Linked DNA regions of Homo sapiens: region 2 is linked to region 1. Evidence: chromatin loops called from intact Hi-C (ENCODE). Cell type or tissue: PC-3. All regions are shown on one strand. Links, peaks and the distances in the headings refer to the core of each region. The heading gives the core; the rest is flanking DNA.

Region 1 (5,390 bases), core at 247-5,246:
TTTACTCTGTTAAGTCAATCTGACTGAATAGATGTTTTATGTAAAACTTTACACAAAATTGCAGCATGTAATGGGAAGTAGGGATACCAGTGCAAATTCCCACAGCATTCTGAATTAACTATTTATATATAATATCCATCCAAAACATGGGAAAAGAAGTAGAAAGTTCTTTCAAAATGTTTTCAATTAGATATAACTAAACTGTTAAAAGCATCTATCTGATAGATACACAAATACGTAAGATGACAGAAATAAATGCCAATCCATGTATACATGGGTGAGTATAATTACATATTTTCTACTTCCATCGGAGAAGAAGGCCTAAAAACAGCAACACTTCAGCAGCAATGATCACACCTAGAGAAATGTCTGTTCTCAACAGATTATTTCTCCAAAGAGACACAAATGGCTAAAAAAATATGAAAAGATGCTCAACCACTAATCACTAGAGAAATGCAAATCAAAACCACAATGAGATATAACCTTACAATTATTAGGATGGCCACTATCAAAAAAACAAGATGATAAGTGTTGGCAAGAGTACAGAGAAATTAGAACTCCGTGCACTGCTGGTAGGAATGTAAAGTGGTATAGACGCTACGGAAAACAGTTTGAGGTTCCTCAAAAAAGTAAAAATAGAATTACCATACGATCCAGCAATCTCACTTCTGGGTATATATCCAAAAGAGTTGAAAGCAGGATCTCAAAGAGATATTTACAAACCCATGTTCATTGATGCATTATTCATAATAGCCAAGAGGTAGAACCAAATGTCCATCAACAGATGAATGGATAAAGAAAATGTTATCTACATATGATAGAACATTACTCAGCCCTTAAAAAGAAGGAAATCCTGTCACATGCTACAACATGAATAAACTTTAAGGACACTATGCTGAGTAAAATAAGCTAGTCGCAAAAGTATAAACACTTTATGATTCCACTTATATTCATATACTCAAATATGAATATACTTATATGAGATATCTAGAGTAGTCAAAATCATGGAAACAGTAGAATGGTGGTTTCCAGGGGCTGGGGGGAAAGAGAAATGGGAAGTTGTTCAATGGGTATACAGTTTCAGTTACGCAAGATGAAAAAGTTCTAGAGATCTGTTATACAACAATGAATACAGTTAACACAATTGAACTGCACATTAAAAAACGATTAAGATGGTAAATTGTATAATATATTACATTTTTTATTTTGAGACAGAATCTCACTCTGTCACCCGGCTAGAGTGCAGTGTCACGATCTCGGCTTACTGCAACCTCCGCCTCCTGGGTTCAAGCGATTCTCATGCCTCAGCCTCCAGAGTAGCTGGGACTACAGGTGCATGACACCACGGCCAGCTAATTTTTTGTACTTTTAGTAGAGATGGGGTTTTGCCATGTTGGCCAGGTTGGCCTTGAACTCCTGAACTCAAGTGATCCTCCTGCCTCAGCCTCCCAAAGTGCTAGGATTATAGGCGTGAGCCACTGTGCGTGGCCATATATTATGTGTTTATTACCATAATTTCTTTAAAAAGTATCAAACTCAAATGGATAAATATTATACAAAATACCTAACCAGTACTCTTCAAAAATAAATCTTTGAAGGTCAGGAAAAATAAAACATTCAGAAACTGTCAAAGATTGGAGGAGATAGGAGACATGAAGACTAAAACACAACATGGTATTCAACACTGGAAAAGACAAAGGACATTAGTGGGAAAACTGGTGAAATCCAAATAAAGTCTGTGGTTTAGTAAAGCAAATACAGTTAACCCTTGAACAACACTGGTTTGAAATGCATGTTCAAAGTGCATGTGTCCACTTATACACAGATTATTTTCAATAAAATTTACACTGAATGTGCCTGCCCCTCCTTCCTCTCCTTCCACTTCCTCTCTATCTTCTGCCTCTGCCACCTGAGACAGCAAGACCAAACCCTCCACCTCCTTCTCCTCCTCAACCCACTCAACATGAAGACAACAAAGACCTTTATGATGATCCACTTTCACTTAGTGAATAGTAGCTACGTTTTCTCTTCCTTATGATTTTCTTAATAACATTATTTTCTCTAGCTTAGTTTATTGTAAGAATATAGTATAGAATAATACAACATACAAAATATAGCTTAATCAACTGTTTATGTTATTGGTAAGGCTTCCAGTCAATAGTTGGTTATTAGTAGTTAAGTTTTGGGGGAATCAAAAATTACACACAAATCTTTGACTGGGCCAGGGGTCAGTGCTCCTAATCCCCGAGCTGTTCAAGGGTCAACTGTAATTTCTTTTTTAACTTTCTTATTTTTTGGAGATAGGGTCTCACTTTATTGCCCAGGCTGGAGAGCAGTGGCATGAACATGGCTCACTGCAGCCTTGACCTCCCAGGATCAAGAGATCCTCCCGCTTCAGCCTCTCAAGCAGCTGGGACTACACGTGCGTACCACCACCCCTGGCTAATATCTGTATTTTTTGTAGAGACAGGGTTTCACCCTGTTGCACAGGCTGGTCTTCATCTCCTAAACTCAAGCAATCTGCCAGCTTCAGCCTCGTAAAGTGCTGGGATTATGGGTATGAGTCACCATGCCCAGCCCTCAACTGTACCTTAAGGAGAAAAAAAAAAATTATTTGAAATTATGTGGTGATACAGCAATACAGACTAGATTAGAATTCTGAAAAAGAAACTCATTTAAAATTTTAAAACTAGGCGGGGCATGGTAGCCCAAGCCTGTAATCCCAGCATTTTGGAAGGCAGAGGCGGGCAGATCACTTGAGGTCAGGAGTTTAAGACCAACCTGGTCAGTATGATGAAAGCCCATCTCTACTAAAAATACAAAAATTAGCCAGGCATGGTGGCACATGCCTGTAATCGCAGCTACGTGGGAGGCTGCGGTAGGAGAATTGCTTGAACCCAGGAGGCAGAGGTTGCAGTGAGTGGAGATCGCACCACTGCACTCCAGCCCGGGCAACAGAGCGAGACTTTGTCTTGGGAAAAAAATAAATAAATAAAACGTAAAACCCATTAATCTATGAAGTACCTCTAAGGCACACAGTTACTGCTGAATACTAGGAAAGAGTGATTAGGAAAACAGATCTGTTATTCAAAAAGATCATTCAGAACATATTAAAAAGAGAAAGTAAATAAGTCCCAAATCATAGATTTCTATGAAAGAACAGGCATTCTGGAATATTGACAAGCAGACAGTAAGATTTAAATTCATTTAAAATGGTTTTGGGGAGTTTTGCTTCCCCTCTGCTACAAGAACTGCCCTCCTGCTACAAAGAGCTAGAAAACCAGACAAAAATCTATGAAATAATAGTTTTCACACAAAGGACAATATGCATCACAGGACTGTGTTCCCTGAGAGAAGAATAACAAATAAACTAAGCTCTACAATTGCTCCAGCTTACTGCCTACTGATGCTTTCAAAGTCACCATTCCAAGAGGGGAAACCAACAGAACCCAGTAGTCACACCAAGTTGAAGAGACTAAGATGAGAGTTAGGAGGCCAAGGCAGCTAGAATTTATGGGAGAGTATACTAGAAAGGTGGGAGCTGCACAGAGAAAACGCTCTGAAGAGCTGCAGAGGGTCCCCTCAAGAACGCAGCTAAGTAATGATTTGCGCATGAGTAAATTCAATCACTACAAGTCCAGGGAAAGAACCACCCAAACAGAGTAGGATGAACAGTTCTCAGGGCTCACATGGAGATTGGAACAGTTCACATTCCTATGAGCCACAGTGGAGAGATCCTGTAATACAAGGGAATTTGGATAGAGTCCTCAAAAGGGTCAAGTCTTAGTACTAGGGCTTAAGTAGCACCAGAGCACAAAATCATATTAATCCATCATAAGAAGACTCAAAACAATTAATCTGATACATAAATAACTAAATGCCATACCGAGGTCCAACACTCTTTAAAGGAAAACAACAATATTTAGCATTTAACATAAAATCCACAGTGTATAGAATCCAATAAAAATTATAAGACATGCAAAAAAGCAGAAATATATATACCAAAATCAGGATAAAAGTCAGTAAATACAAATATAGTAATGAGAGATGAAGTAGCATAAAAGGACCTTAAAATAAATGTTACAAATCTTTTAAAATTTTTCTTAAGGATATAAAAGCTAATATAAAGACAGTGAGGAAGAAAATGAAACACATAATATCCAAATAAAATTATTGTTAAAAAGATACAATATTTGAAATAAAATGAAATTGAAATGAAAAATACACTGGACATGATTAACAGAAGATTGGACACTGCAAGCAAAAGACCTTGAAGACAGCAATAAAAGTATCCAAATGAAGCACAAAGAGAGAAAAAGACTGGAGAAAGAAATAACCAGAGCTTCAGCAGGATACTATCTAGGGAAGAACATGCATTTACAGCCATACATCGCTTAATGATGGAGATACATTCTGAGAAATGGGTCCTTAGGCAATTTCATCATCGTGCGAACATTACAGAGTATATTTACACAAACCTAGATGGTACAGCCTACTACACACCTAGGCTATATGGGATAGCCTATTGCTTCTAGGCTAAACCTGTACAGCATGTTACTGTACTGAACACTGTAGACAAATGTAACACAATGGCAGGTACTATATATCTAAACATAGAAAAGGAACAGTAAAAATACATATAAAAGTGAAATAGGACGCTTACCATGAGTGGAGCTTGCAGGCCTGGAAGGTGCTCTGGGTGAGTCAATGAGTGATGGTGAGTGAATGTGAGGGCCTAGGACATTACTGCACACTACTGTAGACTTTATGAACATTGTACATTCAGGATACACTAAAATTATTTTTTAATATTTTTCTTTCTTCAATAAATTAGCCTTAGCTTACCAATACTTTTTACTTTATCAACTTTAATTTTAACTTACTGACTCTTTTGTAATAACACTTAGCTTAAAATACAAATACACTGTATAGCTGTACAAAAATATTTTTTCTTTATATCCTTATTCCATATGCTTTTTTATATCTTTAAAATGTGTGCTTTTTTTAAAAACTTTTTTGTTAAACACCGAGACATAAACACATACATTAACCCAGGCCTACATGGAGTCTGATCATGAATATCACTGTCTTCCACCTACACATTTTGTCCCACAGGAAGGTTTTCAGGGGCAATAACACACATGGAGCTGTCATCTCCTATGATAACAATGCTTCCTTCTGGAATACCTCCTGAAGGAACTGCCAACGGCTGTTTTACAGTTACTTTTTTTTTTTATAAGTAGAAAGAGTACACTCTAAAGTAACCATAAAAATTACAGTATAGGCTGGGCATGGAGGCTAATGCCTGTAATCCCAGCACAAAGAGACTGAGGCAAAGAGATCGCTTGAAGCCAGGAGTTCAAGACCAGCCTAGGCAACACAGGAAGTCC
Region 2 (5,390 bases), core at 146-5,145, 110 kb before region 1:
CTTTATAGAAACAATATTATTAATGGTCCCTAACATTTTGGGCTAGGCTTCAAGTCTATTTAACTCATCAAATAGTTAAACTACAACATTAAATCCAAAGGTAGATGCTGTGTCTGGGGAACATGCTGCACAGGAAAGAACGGTAGAGACAAATAATGCTCTTCCTCCTATCCCACACAAGCAGGACACATTAGGCTGTAAAACACTGACATTGTTCACCTTTCCTTTTCTCCACCCTTCTCCCAGGAAAACCTGTTATTCAAATCCTACAAACTATCTTGAACCTCCATTCTAAATCCTTCCCGAGGTCCTGCCCTATATTTCCCACTCCCAACAGTCCTGAGATTTCTGAGCTTCAAAATTCTCCACTACCCTCTTCACCAACTACTAAACTCCTGTATTAGTCCATTCTCACATTGCTATAAAGAAATACCTGAGACTGGGTAATTTATAAAGAAAAGAGGTCTAACTGGCTCACAGTTCTGCAGGCTGTGAGGCACGGCTGGGGAGGCCTCAGGAAACTTCCAATCATGGCAAAGGTAAACAGGAAGCAGGCACAGCCGGAGAAGGAGGAAGAGAGCAAAGGTGTAGGTGCTACACACTTTTAAACAACCAGATCTCATGAGAACTCACTCATTATCACGAGAACAGCAAGAAGGAAATCCACCCCTGCGGTCCAATCGTCTCATACCAGGCCCCTCCTCCAACACTGGGAATTATAATTCAACATGAGATTCGGGCAGAGACAAAAATCCAAACCATATCAACTCCGGTTGTAAAAGTGTAGCTCATCCCAACTCAGTGTTTTGGTAACAAAATATGACTCAGAGATCCTTAATCTCTAGTGCAGATTTTTAAGGGGATTGTTTTTGAATTATTCAACAAAGTGAGTAGGGTAGGGAAGCAAAGAAATTCTTTGTGTAGATGAATCATTTGTAATTTGAAGAACACTGGATAGCTATAAACCAAACTTTATATTTCATTTCCTAGAACATAGATGTGTGTACATGTATAGAGAATATATATTTTAATTTCACATGACAGAATCCTAAGGAACACTTAATTTTTTAAAAAGTACTTATAAACCTTTTAATCTGTGGAAGCTAGAAAAAATTTTATATAACTTTTCCTGTTTATGTGGAGTGAAATTCTTCAGCTAGTTTGAAAAAGATGAAAGTCCTGACATATTTGATAAATTACATCACTCACAAATCAGTAAGTCAGCAGATGGTGCTAATGAAGATTACAACGGGCACTCCCAAATGTATCACTTTCTTGAATTCAGTGAACCATCTGGCAAATAGAAATCATTGGCTATAAATAGTATTGCAAAAAATACAAACAGGCCAAGGGAAATTCCTAATATGCATAGGGTCAGTAGCATTATGTTCATATAAAAAAAGTGCTTTCGTATATAATTATCTCTTTCATAAGAAACCAGAAGTGCACTACTGTATTGTTATCTCTCGATAAGAATATGAAATTGTCGAAAGAATATTCAAAACCCATTTAATGAAAACCAAATAGGAATTCACAAATATTATTACATGTAAAAATATATTCAAATGCAAAAGTACATTTGACCAAAAAAGAAAAAAAAAAAAGATTCCTGAATGGGCAAAGGTTTTTCCCCATCCCCACTTCTTTCAGCCTTCCATCTCCTGTAATAAAAAGATCATTTTTCTTTATCATATTCTTTTTAATTCTAAAGATTCTGATCAGAGAAAGAAATAATCAATTCCACAAAATTCATTCACCAAAAAATTATTTGAAATCCTAATTCATAGTATAAATAATACTGTTAACAATAAGCTTTATCATAATACAAAGTAATCTTTCCAAAGCAGAATGTCTGTGTTATATTTCTAGCTTAAATGATCTTGTCAGAAACTGATGACCTCCTACAATAGTTCTATAGAAATAGTTTTTTATATTTATATGCATATATGTGTTTGTATATATATGCACACATACAGAAATAGAAAATTGTGTGTCAAAAATATACACACTTCCACCTACATATACACTTACTGAGATATAGTAGCTGTAATTTTTATAGGCAGCTCAAGAAATCAAGAAAATATATTTATTCCATGATTCCCCCCAAACCAAGCACATAATGTGTAGTATCCCCAAACTATTTTTAGTTGTTATGTACAAATTATGTGGAAAACTAATGAACACATAAAGATGGGAAAGGGGAAGGAACTGAATCATGGTATAATAAGAATAATAAAACATTTTTCTATTTAAAATGCATTTAGTGAACTTGACACATTGCCCTTCATTATTAAACAACTTAAAAGACTTTCCAAGTATTTGTCTACCTATCTTGAATCAATTTCATCACTCAGATTAATTGACTCATATAATATTACCCAAAAGGTAATGTTAAATGACTACAAGCCCACCAGGGCATATGAAAATGTGTGTATAACACACACACACACAAACACACACACACACACACACACAGTCTGCGTATCTAAAAGTTTAGTTATATTTTCCAGTTGAACATAAATATGTAGTATAATAAATAATAAAATATAATTATCCTTTATTAACAGTTTCAAGAAAGGTAGGATCACAAAAATGAAACATAATTGATGGCTGGTAGGTGTAAAAAATATGTAAAATTAGTTTATTCTACTGATTTCATAATTGGATGGCATATTCTACTAACAGAGCAGCAAGGGTGCAAAGATTGAAATTTAAACCCCTAATTAAGCAGTAGTTTGACAGTTCTAATGTCCTGTACCTGCTTGACACCATGACTCAGTAAGCAATCTCAAATGAAAATTAATACCGTCTATAGTATAATCTTAGTTATAAGTAACAGCTGATCGTGTTTAGAAAATGAAAACCTCAAGTGTTCAAAAATGCTTGTGCTCACCAAAAACAACAAAAACTTCTATATAGTTTTACTCATTCAAGAAACAGCAATTTGTAATAATAAAAAATGGTTTGTGGATTCACTTACAACATCTTGATTACTGTCATTTGATCATAACACAACTGCAACCAACCCGGCTGCCATGTCAGCTTCTCTTCAGGGGCTAGGTCTTTAGTCATAAATCAATGAAATGACTAATTCAATGACTAATGCTTGCAGCCATTCCAGTTTTTGCATCTCACAAAATGTCAATATAGCTACTCAATAACACAATAGACTTATCTTTCAAAATGCTTCCTTCTTTTCTAGGGTTGAAAAATAACACATTACCATTTACATTTAGGGTGAACTTCAGTAACTAAAGTGTTCAATACTTCTGAAATGGTGACCTGCTAAAATAACAACAGTTTTAGTCTCCTCTTGTGGCCAAAGTCACAAACCTCTCCTCTCCTCTTTCTTGATGGTTTAAAATAGTTTTCCAGATCTAAAAGACCCATGAAAGTATTTATTACTGTTTCCTGCATCAGTCTTATTTGCTATAGTAACATTACATGTTAATCTTAAAAAACAAAAACTTTTTCTTTTGCTAAAGAAGCAACTAATAATGCAAATGGAGCTTAGATGTAAACATTACCAAAAAACAAGATGCTAACACAATTAAAAGGATTTAGTAGTTAAAATGGATTTTAACTATTTACATCTGCTTTCAGTGTTATAAATGATGAAAACCTAGTGTTCATATCCCTCATAATAAAAATTTATTCTGCACTTTAATACAAAGGCTATGTTGCATAAACAGAGAGGATTTAAAGCTGTAGCAGAGTGGCTGAATGAAAGGAAAATGGCAATCTTTCTGGCTCCAGTAGATGCCATTCCCTATCACACAATATTTCCCACTCATAAATATATGACAAATACTTCCTCAATCATTTTTTACGAGCAGGGATGCACAGGGGGTAGTCAATGGCTAGCTTGAGGGAAAATAGGAACAGCAGGCGGCAGAAACTGTACAGAAAATGGCTATGTGGTAAATTCTCTTCTGGAACATCATTCAGTTACCCAGTCTTTGATCTTTCAGCTACAATTACACTAACTTCCACAAGATCTGGATCCCTCCCAACCCTCCCCCCAAGACATACACACACCAACCCCAAGCCAGATCATTAGTTATACATAAAACCTATTAAGATTTGGTTTTATAAAATAGGATCATTCATACCTCTACATTATTATAAATTAAAATTTGCTATTTAGACAAGGGTTTACTTTCAATTGGCTATAACCATGTCATCATCACAACTGGTCTCACAAAAAACATGGGGTGTCTGGCGACAGCTAAATCACAGACTGGCGTCTCCTAAGCAGTCTGTCTACCATTAGGGTCTGGGAAATGGTATTTACTATACAATTAGAGCCAGGGAGTTCTACCTGTAATCATCCAAATACAGGTGTGAGAAGTCCCTTTGGGCAAGGAAACTGACTCATCCCTTTTCATGTAAACTTTGATGTCTGTATTGTTTCACAGAGCCTCAGGAAACCTTACCATTCATACCACAATGAGAAGATTTATTAACTGAGGTCAAGTAATAAATTTTAAAATTCATTCCTAAAGGTAACAATTTTTAACACATTAATCATCAAATTTATAAGAATTTGAAAGGCGACAGAACTGATTATTTTAAAGTTAATTACCTGATGGAGGATACTGACCAGCTGAATGAAATCTTTATGTTAAATTTATGCTTTTTAGAACATTACCAATAAAGAGGCTAAATTCATCTTCCTATCAGGAACACAAAATGTCTTATAGTAATATCAACAGGGCATTTTTAGTTGCAGTAATTTCACAGAATTTATTCTAATGATTTATTGGAGTTAACCATCTGACATTAATTATTGTTTTGGCTTCCAGTCTATGAATGTTTATTTTTCAGTTTAAAGCCTTCTCACTCTTTGATATCATATGGAAATGAGAATTTTTAATGGAAAATTGAAACCATGTGCATCTAAGTACTTAATGAAGTACAGGGAGAAACAGACAATATAGTTTAGGAGAATTCAGATATTTTGCTTTGGATAGTTTTGATTTGTTTGTATGACTCAATAGTATAAAATACTTAAGAGTCCAGTGAGGCAAGTCAAAGTGAGTGGTATGCCAAATGTGGACATGCCCACAGGTACATGAACATATAATTTTCTGAAGTTATCAGTGATAGTAACAAATCTTGTACATTTTGGTTACATGCCAAAAATGACAATCAATACATGAATGCATAGTTTTTACCTCGATGTACTTTTAAAGCATTTGAAACAGGTACTGGTCTTTCCCCACACACAGTCTTTTTTTTTTTTTTTTTAAAGCATTCAATCTGGATTTTAAAATTCATGCCCAGCTACAACCCCAGGTGGGTATTTTAAAGTCACTTATAATATCAACACAGCTAGAAATTCCTAGTGTAAGAAGTTTTATTGTTGTGACTACATTTATTCTCATTTT

What was found. Peaks named below come from ENCODE experiments on the same cell type or tissue, not always from the same donor. Only the 100,000 strongest peaks of a DNase experiment are listed, where the experiment ranks them.
Region 2: a loop joins it to region 1, with 2.3 times the contacts of the local background. A loop is called at or near these places in 3 of 110 quality-filtered maps.

The regions. Positions count from the first base shown.
Region 1 is chr2:174,232,185-174,237,574 of GRCh38, forward strand. The region is part of intron 2 of OLA1 (Obg like ATPase 1); the gene reads right to left. Among named protein-coding and RNA genes, the nearest start is that of OLA1, 14 kb to the right of the region's middle. RefSeq lists a silencer at 923-1,123. In PC-3, for the core only: no CTCF peak of the experiment used is centred there; a DNase peak (open chromatin) is centred at 2,547; H3K27ac peaks cover 562 bases.
Region 2 is chr2:174,117,505-174,122,894 of GRCh38, forward strand. The region is part of intron 7 of OLA1 (Obg like ATPase 1); the gene reads right to left. Among named protein-coding and RNA genes, the nearest start is that of LINC01960, 95 kb to the left of the region's middle. RefSeq lists an enhancer at 3,312-5,232. In PC-3, for the core only: no CTCF peak of the experiment used is centred there; DNase peaks (open chromatin) are centred at 777, 3,057 and 3,847; H3K4me3 peaks cover 2,351 bases; H3K27ac peaks cover 5,000 bases.